Regions from separate parts of the Homo sapiens genome. Here region 2 is linked to region 1. A link is a loop called in an ENCODE intact Hi-C map of the cell type or tissue named here. Cell type or tissue: psoas muscle. All regions are shown on one strand. Each heading gives the region's core, and the rest is flanking DNA. Links, peaks and the distances in the headings are about the cores only.

Region 1 (2,908 bases), core at 239-2,738:
ATGGGTGTTTTTGTTTGTTTTTTGTTTTTGTTTTGAAACAGAGTCTCAGTTTGTTGCCCAGGCTGGAGTGCAGTGGTGCAATCTCGGCTCACTGCAACCCCCATCTCCCAGGTTCAAATGATTCTCGTGCCTCAGACTCCCGAGTAGCTGGGATTACAGGCACCAGCCACCACGCCCAGCCAGACAAATAATGTGGATCTAAGCTTAAAAGAAGATCACGCTGGGCGCGGTGGCTCACGCCTGCAATCCCAGCACTTTGGGAGGCCGAGGCAGGTGAATCACCTGAGGTCAGGAGTTTGAGACCAGCCTGACAAACGCGGTGAAACCCTGTCTCTACTAAAAATACAAAAATTAGCCCATTGTGGTAGTGTGCACCTGTAATCCCAGCTACTCGAGAGGCTAAGGCAGGAGAATCGCTTGAACCCAGGAAGCGGAGGTTACAGTGAGCCGAGATCATGCCACTGCAGCCTGGGTGACAGAGCAAGACTCTGTCTCAAAAAATAAAAAAATAAAAAGAAGATCACAGTAGCCAGCAGAGAGAAGTTACAAATACTGACCTCACATTGCCTGCCCGACCCCAGGCCTGGTGAGGGAAAGTTCCCAGGGCAGCCACTGGGGACAGCAGTGGGTGGTGCCTGGTGATCCCACTCTCCCTTGTCCCTGTTTCAATTTATGGAACAGGGGACAGACGGATCCCACCTCTGACCTCCATGCCCTGCCTCCCTCAGGATGTGCTGAGCCTTGCAGAATCCCCTTGGAGATCTGGACTGACTAAGTAACTGATCCTTGGAACAGGCCCAGAATAGGAGTCTACAGATGGAGAGAGGCCAAGGCGGCCCAGACGACCATGTACAAGTGGGAGTTAGGAGTCAGCAGGGAAAGCCCATGAACAGGATCACAGGCAGAGCTCTCTGGAGTGGGGAAGCCCTGCTGTCGGGGAATAGATCTTCATGCTGAGACACCTTTCCCTGCAACCTCATTAACCCTGACCAAAATGACGCACAAGACGGACTCGGATCTTCCCGATTCATGTCCCTTGAGTTGTGCCTGAAAGCTTTCAATGTGTACGAAAGTCTCTGCTCATGGATAACTACAACTCTACAGTTAAGAGTTCCAGCACACCATTTCTGAGATGCTACAGATGATCTCACATTGTCTAGGTCCCAGTAGCTCCTCTGGCAGGTCATGCGTACATGGGAACAGTGAAAGAATCCAGGCACACGGACGTTAGGTGCCCCCTCTGGTTCCCTCTTTGTTTTGCTAGCAAGGAGGCCCATCTGCTAAATCAGTTTAGTGCGGAAGTTTCCTTTATAACTTCATTTCCTCCCACCGGCAGCACCATAGCTCTTCTAAAGAATTAAGAGCTGCATTTACATCGAGTAGATGAAGCATAAATCTCGCAAATCTCCATAAATCCCTAGGAATCGAGTCTCCAGGCTCTAGATGGATACGGATCAATGCACAAAACCCTTTGATGTCAAGGGAAGAGACCATTTGGTGGTCTTCTGGTCACTTACTTGCCTAACTTGTATTCCTCGGGTTTGTAGCCGATGTACTTGATCAGCCGTTCCACGCCCTCTGCTGGAGGCCCGTGCCAGTGCGGCCAGGTGTCTGGGCATAAGGACTTGTACCTAGGAGAGGAGATGGACATGGAGAAGCTGTGACCGTACCTTCCTCTAGCCCTCCCCCACATCCCCGGCCCCAGAGGCCTGCTGAGCACTGCTGTGGCATGTCGGCCACTCAGTGTATGTAGTAGTCCCATTACACGAACTTTCTCGAATTCAAAGATGGGTACTTTGCAAGAAAGAAAGGAGAGAGAAACTGTTTCAATATAGTAGGGAGTTTGACCTGTCTTTGTAGAACAATGACATCATCAGACGCTCAACCCAGTGACTCAATTCCACTCCTAGGTATCTGTCCAAGAGAAATGAAAAGGTGTCCGAACATTCATACCTGAATGTTCATAGCAGCCATTGGGTGTAGCAGTGCATGGTGCTATGATTCATAATAGCCAAAAGGTGGAAACAACCCAGATGTCCATCGACAGAAAACTGAACAGACAAACAAACATAGTCTAGTACCAGAAGAAAAAGTTCTATGCTTGAGACCGGGTATGGTGCCTCATGCCTGTGATCCCAGCAATTTGGGAGGCCAAGGCAGGAGGATCACTTGAGGCCAGGCATTTGAGACCAGCCTGGGCAGACCCCGTCTCTACTTAAAAAAAGGCCAGGCGCAGGGGCTCAAGCCTGTAATCCCAGCACTTTGGGAGGCCGAGGCGGGCGGATCACAAGGTCAAGAGATCGAGACCATCCTGGCTAACATGGTGAAACCCTGTCTCTACTAAAAATACAAAACAAAATTAGCCAGGCATGGTGGCGGGCACCTGTAGTCCCAGCTACTGGGGAGGCTGAGGAAGGAGAATAGTGTGAACCTGGGAGGCGAAGCTTGCAGTGAGCCGAGATTGCGCCACTGTACTCCAGCCTGGGCGACAGAGCAAGACTCCATCTCAAAAAAAAAAAAAAAAAAAAAAAAAAATTTTTTTTTTAGCCAGGTGTGGCAGTGTGCGGCTGTAGTCCCAGCTACTCAGGAGGCTGAGGCAGGAGGATCGCTTGAGTCCAGGAGGTTGAGGCTTCAGGGAGCACTCCAGCCTGGGTAACAGAGATCCTGTCTCAAGAAAGAGTAGAGAAGAGAAAGAAAGGGTTCCATGCTTGGGAAGTGATGAGGGCTTCCCCCGTCCCCCAGGGGTAATTTTGGCTCCAGTGTTAAGAACCTGATTCCAGCATGCAGTTCCCTTCTACCCTGCAGTCCCTAGAAAGAGAACCGTGATGTCTGTAGTATAATGAAACAACTGAACGCAGAATTCAGAAGTGCAGATGGATCAAGGCTGGAAGCAGCACAACCGGAGCCA
Region 2 (2,908 bases), core at 210-2,709, 180 kb before region 1:
CAGAGCTGTCTTGTGGCCGCTGTGTCCCCAGAGTCTGGCTCGGAGGAGATGCTCAGACAGTGTTTGTTGCAGGACAAATGATTCTCAGTTCTGCAGCAGCTTGGGCCGGGGCCCGGTGCAGGCCTGGCACGTGGCAGGAGCCCAATCACTATTAGACAAATGGCTGGTGGTACGGGTGGCTTATTAGAAAGAAGGTGGAAAAGGGAGGGAGGGAGTGCTTTGTGAGCCCCCACTACACATCAAGCACCGTGCTGGGGACGCTGCTGATGCGGTGTCATTTCATCTCAGAGAGGTGAAGCCGCTACATCCAGGGCATAAGCAAATAAGTTGGAAATTGGCAAACCCAGGCGTGTCTGACATCCTTGCAACTCCCAAGGAGCTCTGTTTCAGGAGTGCTGGGCGTGAAGTGAGATTCTTCTCATGGGCAAGGTGAGGCCTCATGGGACTCAGGGTCTGCAACATGGGGTGAAGTCTCTGCCTGGTGAAGACCCCCTCTTGCCCACTGCCACCCAGAAGACTCCTCCCATAAAACGCTTCTCCAAATTTCTGGGAAGAAGGGCTGTGGTAGGCTTTTCCCTTTTACCATTGGTCTGTTCTCCTGTTCCCTGCCTGGCTCTTTACCCTGGGAAGCTGACCTCCATAGACAGCATCCAGGGGCAACTTGTCCTCTAAGTTTCAGGTGGAATCATCCAATGGGAGGCTGGGAGCGGGCAGAGGGAGAGTTTGGGGTGTCTCTGCCCAACTCAGCTGGCTTAAGTGCTGCATTCCTGGCAATAATCTGTCCCTTTGTGACGAAGGCTCCTGCTCACCTCGTGGCACCCCTCTCCATGGCTCCAGCTCCTTGTGGGATCTGGCAACTCCGTTTCTGCCCCATCAGACCTTGGAAATGAGAAGGGGGGACCTTGCTGTTTCCCGACCCTGATGGTCTCACCATCCCTGTTTGGTTTGCAACTCTGTTTACAGAACTCCCTTTACTAAACTCTCTTCGCTGGTACCATCCCAGTGGAATGCCATGTCCTGCTGGGATACTGACTGGGGCTTGGGGGAGACTATAGCAGCTCACTGTGACAGCAGCTTCTGTTGACCCTGCACCTGCTCTGCGCAGGCACCGGGCTGGGCCATGGGCTCACACCAACCCTTCGGAGACTCCCAGCAGCTCAACAGGACCGCACTATTTACAGAGAAGGATACTGAGGTTCAAAGAGGCAAGGAGACCCTTAAGGCAATGCTTGGGGAAGTGAGGACTTGGGGTTATTATTCCCCTGTCTCCCTGGCTTATCATCTTAACCCATATGATGCACACACTTGACTCTTTGCCCTGCCAGAAACCGTAGCCAGCAGACGTTGGTCTTCCTTAGACCAGACATTCTCTTTCACCCTCAGATGGCAGCCACCATGGATCCCTGAGGCGTCCTTGGTCTCCAGCTGTCTTCCACATCAGCAGCGGAAAGTCAAGCCCTAGAGAAGGGGGCTCCCTCCACAGCAGCCACCCGATCAGCCCCCGGTACCCCCAGAGTGCCTGCTCTCCTCCCAGAACTTCCTCCAGTAGAAGGAAGATCCCTGGATAGGGGTCAGTCCAGCCCCCCACTTTACATGTGGGGAAACAGGTTCAGAGAGGCAAAAAGGTCTTGCTTGAAGCCAAGAGGGAGTCACGCAGAGCTGGCCCCGACCCAGAGAGCCGAGTGGACAACCCCAGGGTTGCAAAATGAGCCTCCTCCCCCACTTTCCAGTTCGGTTTTTTTCTCTGGGCACCTGGGAGACTTTCCCAAGTTATCGATCGCCGGGGCGGCCTTCAGTCAATATGGTGCACTTTACTAATTAATCTTTTCCAGATAATTGCAGGAAATCATTGGTTGGTGTGAAGTGGGAGGTTGGAGAGGCAGCCTCTGTCCCCGACCTGACCAGAGCATCTTCTGGCAGATCCTACCCGCCTGTCCCTCACTCTTCTCTGTCTCCTTCTGGGGCTGATGAGCCACCCCCTCCAGAATCCTCAGCCAGGACTCCCGCCAGCTGTCCTGGCACTGCTCTGGATGTAGCAGGGAACACCGGGAGCAGGACGGTTCTGGTTCAAATCTCAACTTTGGCAATTATTCACTGTGTGACTGCAGACACATCATTTAACCTCCCTCAGCCTCAGCTAAAAAAAACAGACTAGAACTTATGATCTGCATCACAGGCTGCTTACGAGACAAAACAGACCAGGTGCCATGGCTTACTCCTATAATCCCAGCACTTTGGGAGGCCAAGTCAGGAGGATCACTTGAAGCCAGGAGTTCAAGACCAGCCTGGGCAACATAGTGAGACCCTGTCTCTACAAAACAATAAAAAATACAAAATTAGCCAGGTGTGGTAGTGTGTGCCCTGTAGTTCCAGTTACTTGGGAGGCTGAGGCAGGAGGATTGCTTGAGCCCAAAGTTGGGAGGCTGCAGTGAGCTATGATGGTACCACTGCACTCCATCTTGGGTGACAGAGTGAGACCCTATCTCTAAACAGCAAACAAAAAAGATGAAAACATGCTGGGTGCGGTGGCTCATGCCTGTAATCCCAGCACTTTGGGAGGCTGAGACAGGTGGATCACCTGAGGTCAGGAGTCCCAAACCAGCCTGGCCAACATGGTGAAACCCATTTCTACTAAAAATACAAAAATTAGCCAGATGTGGTGGCTCACACCTGTAATCCCAGCTACTCAGGAGGCTGAGGCAGGAGAATAACTGGAACCCGGGGAGCAGAGGTTGCAGTGAGTCAAGATCGTGCCACTGCACTCCAGCCTGGGCAACAGAGTGAGATTCCGTCTCACACATACACACACACACACACACACACACACACACACACACACAGACTGAAAACAAAAGAAGGCATTTTAATACTAATTTAAAATATGACCTCTACAGCTAATAACAGCAAC

Evidence for each region. Peaks named below come from ENCODE experiments on the same cell type or tissue, not always from the same donor. Only the 100,000 strongest peaks of a DNase experiment are listed, where the experiment ranks them.
Region 2: it touches region 1 in a loop (2.4-fold over the local background); 2 of 110 quality-filtered maps call a loop at or near these places.

Annotation. Positions count from the first base shown.
Region 1 is chr12:109,431,620-109,434,527 of GRCh38, reverse strand. MYO1H (myosin IH) reads right to left here. Exons shown (of 32, transcript NM_001101421.4): 20 at 1,518-1,631. Among named protein-coding and RNA genes, the nearest start is that of KCTD10, 44 kb to the left of the region's middle. RefSeq lists an enhancer at 259-763. In psoas muscle, for the core only: a CTCF peak has its summit at 1,580 (motif pointing left); a DNase peak (open chromatin) is centred at 1,587; H3K4me3 peaks cover 575 bases.
Region 2 is chr12:109,614,864-109,617,771 of GRCh38, reverse strand. No RefSeq gene overlaps it. Among named protein-coding and RNA genes, the nearest start is that of MVK, 43 kb to the right of the region's middle. In psoas muscle, for the core only: no CTCF peak of the experiment used is centred there; a DNase peak (open chromatin) is centred at 1,660; H3K27me3 peaks cover 415 bases.